2 separate regions of the Homo sapiens genome follow, and region 1 is linked to region 2. A link is an interaction called in ENCODE POLR2A ChIA-PET data of the cell type or tissue named here. Cell type or tissue: Panc1. All regions are shown on one strand. Each heading gives the region's core, and the rest is flanking DNA. Links, peaks and the distances in the headings are about the cores only.

Region 1 (4,396 bases), core at 67-4,066, 140 kb after region 2:
TGGATTGGCTGTGATACAAGAAACACCTCACTTCTTAGGCAGCATCTGTACAATGTTGTTGCACCTGGGGCTCAACCCATCAGTGGCCTGTGCAAGTAGTTGAGTTGCAACTAGCATATTGAATGAGATAAAATGGAATAGGAAATATTAGTCCTTCACACAAATAAGATCATCCTTTGTTGCAACATTTGTTTCTATGGAGTATCACTTTGTTGTACTGTGTTTCTATCACTTTGTTGCAACATTTATCTCTGTGAGAATCACTTTGTTGCAACATGGGTAGCCCTCTGGTGTAATATTTGTTTCTATGTGCACGTCCGCTGGTGCCTACATGTTCTAGGTAGGGATGGGAAATTTGGGATCCCTGTCAGGGGCATGTGTTCTGTGAAACTGGGGGATAAACGTGGTCTACTAAGTTGCTGGGCTCTGAGTGGTGAGCATGGCCACTGCTGAGCTGGCCTTAATGGTGAGGTGCCTGCTGCCAAGCCTGGCTTGGTTCATGTCTTAAGGGACACATGTGGGCTGGAATGTGGCTTAGAAAGTAGGCAAGCTAGATTCCACTTTAGGACATACAGGAGACTTTCTTTGGGCTCCTCCTGCTTCCCTCTCCAACCTGATCAGGCATGTTCAACAATCTAGACTTGCAGGATATTTGTCATTTCTAGTTTTTTGTTTTGTTTTGTTGTTTTAATTGGCTTGTTGTGTCCTCAGAACATCTCTATTCTTGGCATACCTTCCCCACTGGGCTTGTAAACAGGCACAAATACAGAGTGGAAAAGGGGAAAGGTCAGCTGAATAGCTGTAATTTTATTTTGCGTAGTATTAAATGCTTATTTAATTTATATTATATAGAACTGGCTTAGGGATTTAGTTGGCCAGATCAAGCAGATGTGGGCCTAGTAATGTTCCTTGAAGTTGTCATACATCCTATCTCCCATTTTCTACAGATGCAGGAATCAGTGGGTTCTTACTCACTTGGAAGATTTGTGGTGTGGAATGAGCCAGACTGATTGCCTGCTTCCATGACAAGCTGGCTTCAGAAGGTTATGGAGCAGGATGTACTGATATACAAGGGCTAGCTCATTCTGTGTTTTGTTTTGTATAGTTTCAATTTGAGACAGAGTCTACCTCTGTCTCCCAGGCTGGAGCGCAGTGGTGCGGTCATGGCTCACTGCAGCCTCAACCTCCTGGGCTCAAGCAATCCTCCCACCTCAGCCTGCTGAGTAGCTGGGACTACAGGTGTATGCCACCACACTTGGCTAATTTTAAAAAACTTTTTGTAGAGATGGAGTCTCACCCTGTCACCCTGGCTGGCTCAAGTAATCCTCCTGCCTCAGCCTCCCAAGTAGCTGGGACTACAGGCATGTACTACCATACCCAGCTAATTTTTAATTTTTTAAAAATTTTATAGGGACAGGGTCTCACTATGTTGCTCAGGCTGGTCTCAAACTCCTGGGCTCAAGCAATCATCCTGCCTTGGCCTCCCAATGTGCTGAGATTACAGTCATGAGCCACCGTGCCTGGCCTCATTCTGTTTTTGACGCTGCTCACCAGATTGCTTAGTCAGTGTTTACAAAGCACCACAGAAGTGCCAACGGCTGTTGGGGCTTCATCGCCTAACTGTGTACACAGGTGTTGAATTTGAGTGTGATTGTTGATAGAGGCCACAGTCTGCCATTAGGTATATTTGGGAAGGGAATTTGAGCAAGCTGTTTCCCGGCAGTATGACGCACATGGACAAGTTCATGGAGAAAAGTTGCACAAGTCAAAGGGAGGAAGTGGTTGAAGTGGAGGTTGTGGTGGGGAGACAGGATCTCCTGGTGCGGGTAGCCAGTGACCCTTAGCACGGGATCCACATGTCTAAAGGAGCATACGACAGCAGGGGACAAACTTATTCTTTGTAGTGCCAGGGTAATCTACTGGCCAGTTTTGGGGTCAACACAAAAAACTTTCCAAAAACGTGACTCTTCCAACGAATGAATGTACTTCCAAAGCACATGCCTGGGTCCCCAGCCCAGTGAATTCTGAGGGGGAGGAGGTTTCTGAGGTTGGTCAGCTCATCCTCCCTGGCTGAGAACCTCTATTATACACTGGAGATTACTTTGCTGCATTTTAGGGATGGTCAATTAGATGATATTTCAGATTCTGTCCAAAGTTAACATGCCTTGAGATAATTGGCTTTGTCTTTCTGAATTTTGATTTTTAAAAAGCATCACTTGCTGTTTTTTTTTTTTTTTTTAAATTGTGGAAAAAGAACCCACATAATACTTACCATCTTAGATGATTTCTAAGTGTATTGTTAGTGGTGTTAAGGGTGTTCACATTGTTGTACAACCAATCTCCATAACTTTTTTATCTTGCAAAACTGAACCTCTAATCATTAAGCAATTTCCCATCTCCCACTCTCCCCAGCCCCTGGCAGTCATCATTCTACCATCTATCTCTGTGAATTTGACTACTCTAGGGACCTCATAAAATGGGAATATAGTATTTGCCTTCTTGTGATTGACTTATTACACTTAGCATAATGTTTTCAAGGTTCACCCATATTGTTAACCACTTGCCGTTATTTTATTTCTTCTTTTCTGCATTTTCTAAGATTTTCACAGTGGACACACATTATTTGAAAACAAATAATATAATTTATGTAATACTGTGAGAGGTATAGTACAAGGGGGGGGGGGCCTGCAGGCCATAGTTAGGCATATGGAGCTTATATTCAGTGTAGTGAGGAGGCCTTTGGGAGTTTTGAGCAGGGAAGTGATGTGCCTTGAAGTTTGTTTAAAAAGGAAAAAGGAGGACTCCCTGCCTGCTGTGTGGAGAATGGATTGGATGGAGCATAGACCTGGAAGGAGCAGGAGGATGGTGCTTGTGGCTGTCCAGGGGAAAGATGATCGCTGCCTGGCTTGGTAGTGGCAGTGGAAAAGTGGTGGGCTTTGTGCATGTGCTGGGGGTGGAATTGACAGTTCTTGGTGACAGGGTGGCTATGGAGAATGAAGGAGAAGATGTCGGGACAGTGTACAGCTTTCTGGCTTGGACAATGCAGTGGGTGGCTGTGCCATTCAGTGAAACAAACAGGGAACTCAGGAAAAGGGTCTAGGTTGGAGAGCCAGGGCTTGGCATTTAGTTTTGTGGATTCTGAGTGGGAGCTGGCTGTGAGATACTGAGGAGTGATTTGAGAGGGAGCAAGCAGATACAGCAAGGATAGATAGTCATTTTATGAGTTTGGTTATGAAGGGGTGGGAGAGAAAGCAGTATCAAGATGGGGATGTACAGTCAAAAGAGGGTTTTCTAGTTAAAATGGGAGAGATTTGAGCATGTTTAAAAATAGATGGAATGATACTTCCCAAATTGAACTACAGATTCAACACAATCCCTATCAGAATCCCAGCTGTCTTTTTGCAGAAATTGACAAGCTGATCCTAAAATTCATACAGAAATCCAAGGGACCCAAAATAGCCAAACAAGCTTGAAAAACAGGCACAAAGTTGGTAGACTCACACTTCCCCATTTCAAAACTTACTACAACACAACAGTAGTTAAGACTGGGTATTACTAGCACAAGGATAGCTGGACCAGGATTACTAGCACAAGGGAAGACAGAGTCCAATTCAGGACATGCTTCCTTGGAGGTGCTATGGAAATCTCCCCTGGGTAGCAGGACCTGCAGGATTGGAATTGAGGACAAAGGTCTGGGTTGGGGATACAGGGTAGGAGGTGCCTCGTGCTCAGCGCCTTTCTCCCTCTGCATTGGCCTGGCCAGATGGCAAGGCTGAAAATCTTGATGATTTCTGAGGTCCTGTTCCACTCTGCCTGGCTCTGATTTGGAAATGTTCATACATGCAACACCAACTAGACATAGATTCTTACCTGACTTAAGAAAGTACACAGGATCCATTGGTGTTTATGCTGCCTTCAGGGGAAGGAAATACCATGTGCATTTGTTATTAGTCAACAGACTGATTTGGGGTGGCCTTGTCCAAATCACTTACATTCTTGTGCCTCAGTTTCCCAAACTTATGTCGTATCAGTAGAATCTAAAGGCTTATCAAGCACTGGGTGAGTTTAGATTAGAGTGTGGCTTTTTTCTCTCTTCATCCATTAAGCTTTTGAACATTTTAATGATTCTCTTATAAGCCATTTACTCATGCATATTTATTGAAGGCCTTCTACTTACTAGTGGATTCTACTTAATACCAAATTTAATAATAATATTAGCTAACATTTGAGGGATTCCTATGTCACATATTGTGCTAAATGCTTTATATATAATGATTATTTAATCCTCACATTAACTCACTGCAGTAGGGTCTCTTGTTATCTCCATTTTATAGATGAGGAAACTGAGGTATAGCGCTGTTAAGTCCCTTGCGCAAGGTGTCTCTCCTGCTAAGTG
Region 2 (4,396 bases), core at 147-4,146:
TTGGCATTGGCGATTTCATTGGTCTTATTGGGGTCCAACCACACCTTCTTCTTGCCACAGCGAAGGACACTAGAGGCGAGCCTCTTCTGAAGCCTGAGCATACTCATGGCTGTAGTCGCAGCAGCGAAAGGAAAGAGCTCCCTTTTTTATCATTATTATAACCATCCTAGTGGGTGTTAAGTAGTATCCTATTATAGTCTTGATTTAAATTTCTTGATGACTAATGATGCTGAGGATTTTTCATGTGTTTATTGGCCATTTATACATCTTCTTTGGAGAAATGTCTGTTAAGATCTTTTGCTCATTTTTTAAATTGGGTTGTCTTTTTATTGCTGAGTTGTAATAGTCCTTTATATATTTTGAATACTAGATCCCTATAGGATATACGTTGTGCAAATATTTTCCCCCATTCTGTAGGTTGTCTTTTCACTTTCCTGGTGGTACTGTTTGAAGCACAAATGTTTTGTTTGTTTTAATTTTAATGAAGTTCAACTTATCTATTGTTTTCTTTAGTTGCACATGCTTTTGGTGTCCTAAGAAACTATTGCCAAATCCAAGGTCATGAAATTCACACTTATGTTTCCTACTAAGAATTTTATAGTTGTAGCTCTTACATTTGGGTCTTTCATCTATTTTGAATTGATTTTTGAATGTGCTGTGAGGGAAGGGTCAAAATTCATTCCTTTGCACATGGATATCCAGTTGTCCCAACATCATTTGTTGAAAATTATTTCCCCCATTGAATGTTATTTTTATCCCCATTGAAAAATCAGTTGGCCACAAATGTCTGGGTTCATTTCTGGACTCACAATTGTATTGGCCTATATGTCTGTCCTTATGCTGGTACTACACCGTCTTGATTATTGTAGCTTTAAGTTTTTGGGTTTTTTGTTTGTTTTTGTTTTTTTGAGACGGAGTCTCAGTCACTCTGTTGCCCAGGTTAGAGTGCAGTGGCCACAGTCTTGGCTCACTGCAACCTCCGCCTCCTGGGTTCAAGCGATTCTCCTGCCTCAACCTCCGGCCAGAGTAGCTGAAACTACAGGCATGCACCACCATGCCTGGAATTTTTTTTTTTTTTTTGTATTTTTAGTAGAGATGGGGTTTCATCATGTTGGCCAGGCTGGTCTTGAACACTTGACCTTAAGTGACCCACCTGCCTCGGCCTCCCAAAGTGCTGGGATTACGGGCATGAGCCACTGCACCTGGCTTTGTTGTAAGTTTTCAAATCAGGCCAGGTGCAGTGGCTTACAGGTGTGCTGTAATCCCTACACTTTGGGAGGTCGAGGCAGGAGGATCGAGTCCAGGAGTTTGTGACCAGCCTGGGCAACACAGTGAGACCCTGCCTCTAAAAGAAATTAAATTAGCCAGGTGCGGTGGTGCTACTTGTAGTCCCAGTTACCTGGGAGGATGAGGTGGAAGGATGCCTTGAGCCTGGGAGGTTGAAGCTGCAATGAGCTGTGATTGTGCCACTGCACAATAGCCTGGACAACAGAGCAAGACTCTGTCTCAAAAAAAAAAAAAAAGTTTTAATAAAGTAGTTTTGAAATCAAGAAATGTGAATCCTCCAACTGTTTTCAAGATTGATCTGGGTATCTCCTGCATCTCTTGAATTTCTATATGACATTTAGAATCAGCCTGATTTCTACTAGAGGAAGCCAGCTGGGATTCTAATAGAGATTGCGTTCTAGATCAATTTCAGGAGTATTGCCATCTTAACAATATTAAACCTTCCCATTCATGAACGTGGAATGTCTATTTCCTTAGGTCTTTAATGTTTTGTACTTTTCCCCATGTAAGTTTTGCACTTATATTGTTCATTCCTAAATATTTTATTCTTTTTGATGTTATTGTAGATATTTAAGAGAATGTTTTCTTAGTTTCAGATTGTTCATGGCTGGTATATAGAAATACTAGTTTTTGTATGTTAATCTTGTATACTGCAGATGATCAATTCATTTTTCTAGCAGTTTTATTTGGAGATTCCTTACGGTTATCTGTATACAAGGTCATATCATCTACAAATAGACATAGCTTTGTCTTCTCAATTTCAGTCTGGATGTTTTCTTTTTCTTTTGCCTAATTGCCCTGGCTAGAACTTCTAGTACAATCATGAATAAACCCATGGGTTTTCCTAAACGTCCTATATCAGGTTGAGGAAGTTCCCTTCTACCCTTGTTTTTATCATGAAAGTGTTTGTCAAGGTTTTTGTGTCTATTGAGATGATCATGTGTGTCTTTTTCCTTTTATTGATATGGTATCCCAGCTTCTTTTGAAAGCTGAAATCGTAGGATGCCCAACATATAAAACAGGGTGGGAGGCTGCTCTGGTTGAAGCAGTAAGGGAAGCTTGGGGCCGCCAAGCTGGCTCAATGGCCTTTCCTTACCAGGTAGCCTTGGGCTCCACAGAAAACTGAGCTGGGAGCCAAGAACAGCAAGCGGTCCCTGTGGCTCTCCTCCAGAACTCCTTGTTGGGCATGGCTGAGTCAGCCAACTAAGCCCAGACCCTTGGCCTCGAGGAGCCCTGTGGGCAGGGCTGGCTGATTACAAGTACCCAACCACTTTATCAAATAGTAGCTCGTTAGCATCCTGCAAATTGCCTATTTATCCTGGTCCAGGGCTTCAGAGCCAACTCCCCCTTATGCCTCGGGCCAGGAGGTTGATCTTGGGGCTTTGGAGTCCTTAACACTTAAGTCATTTTGATGGTATCATTCCACTAAATGTTAGTAGTTCAGATCTATGGTTACCACAAAGTTTGCACTTCTAAAACCTTGATGATAATCAACCAAAAGTACAGAGGTTCAGTATCTCAGACAGATCGCAGACAGCCCACTGATTACTTTTTGGGAAGAGTGATTAAGAAACTTTATTACAGAAAATGAATGCATCCAACGTCCCCAAATACATTTGTGACAAGAACAGACACACACAGGAGACACAGACAATAGTCACTACATCACAGCCTTGTTCTTTCCGAAGGATAAAATGTCATTCAAGAATGGGGTGAGGTGGTTAGAGGGAGTAGGTACTATCCTTTTAAATGGGGGAAAAAAAAAAAAAAAGCAACAGGTTGGCATCTTAAGAACACAGACAGTGGGCCCAGAAATCAAGCTAAGCCTAAGCCTTAGGTAACATCATGCCACTTACATCATCTCAGAGAAACTAGGGCATTATTCCACTAGAAGAGCAATCTTGCCACAGTGTGAAAACGTTGAGTAGTGATCTTGCTGCCCCAGCTAATGGACCAAGTGGCCTCAACTTGACAGCCTCTTTAAAACTCAATGTTTGCCTAATCAAAGATCATCTGGCTAAACTGCTCCCCCACTTCTGCTTAGCTACTTTGGAAGCACAAAAGTTACCCCTTTCCATCCTTGGCCCTTCCCTGGTTGGTACATCTAGTTATGAGATAGACGCGCACCACTTAACAAATCACTCCCTTTTGACCGCAGGTTGTTTCTCTTCCATATTTGACGAGGCTGGCAACAGCTCCCGAATCTTGGCCTAGCACATCACGAATTGGGAAGCTAAAGCTTTAGCTTAGAATGCCAAGTGACAAGGACATGGCTGAAGCAGGAGGGGAAATTCTGGAACAAGTGCCTCTGGGCAAACCTCACAACCGAGTTTTTTAAATTAGTGGTCATTTTCTAGAACTAGAGGAACACATTCAGGACAAACAGTTCTGATGGGAGAGCGAATGGCTATGAACACATAAGAGATCAGGCTGTGACCGTGACCATAACTCGTACTCATCCAGGACCCGACAGGGCGGAGAGGACACCGCCTCCAGACATGCAAGTTTCTCAACAGTGAATTTTAAGAAAAAGCTGCTTTCTCTTAAAATTAATAGCACAAAAACACTCCTGCGTGTTTCATAGCCTCAAACATACACACCCAAATATTAATGCTGGGCAATAGCAACACTCACCCACAACACAGTACTGTATCCTTCATTGCTACGGACAGTAATGATGTATATACACATCAGCCTTCAAAATGGTATTTAGTGTCACCACTTGCTACTGTGGCCATCTCCCCTCACCCCAACCTGGATAAAATGTTACACTACCCACTAATATAACCACTGACACACAAACCAAGCTCCTTCCAGTTTAACATTGAACATCAATCTACATTTCCAGTGAATGAGCTAAACTTATGAGCAGGCCATTCAACTTTTCATGATACATTTAGTGCTCAGAAATGGTTGATTCCATTAGCCTGCCCTATAGCTCAGGTGGCCCAAGATGGAGCCTATCATCTTCCTTGGGGTGTTTGGTGTTTCCAAGTAGGAGCAAAAAAAGGATACCGTCCCCTACCCCACCACCCCATCCCACATACCCTCACTGGCATCCAGGAGACCAGCAGCAGGCTCAAGACCCCAAATGTTGGGCACCACAAAT

What was found. ChIA-PET counts read pairs that join two places held together with the same protein. Peaks named below come from ENCODE experiments on the same cell type or tissue, not always from the same donor. Only the 100,000 strongest peaks of a DNase experiment are listed, where the experiment ranks them.
Region 1: POLR2A ChIA-PET joins it to region 2 with 8 read pairs; 3 of 35 experiments call an interaction of 5 or more read pairs at or near these places.

The regions. Positions count from the first base shown.
Region 1 is chrX:150,846,400-150,850,795 of GRCh38, reverse strand. All of the region lies in intron 1 of CD99L2 (CD99 molecule like 2), which reads left to right. Among named protein-coding and RNA genes, the nearest start is that of CD99L2, 50 kb to the left of the region's middle. In Panc1, for the core only: no CTCF peak of the experiment used is centred there; a DNase peak (open chromatin) is centred at 1,655; H3K27ac peaks cover 3,696 bases.
Region 2 is chrX:150,989,212-150,993,607 of GRCh38, reverse strand. HMGB3 (high mobility group box 3) reads right to left here. Exons shown (of 5, transcript NM_005342.4): 5 at 2,837-4,396. It also overlaps the pseudogene RPL19P21. Among named protein-coding and RNA genes, the nearest start is that of HMGB3, 8.1 kb to the right of the region's middle. In Panc1, for the core only: no CTCF peak of the experiment used is centred there; no DNase peak of the experiment used is centred there.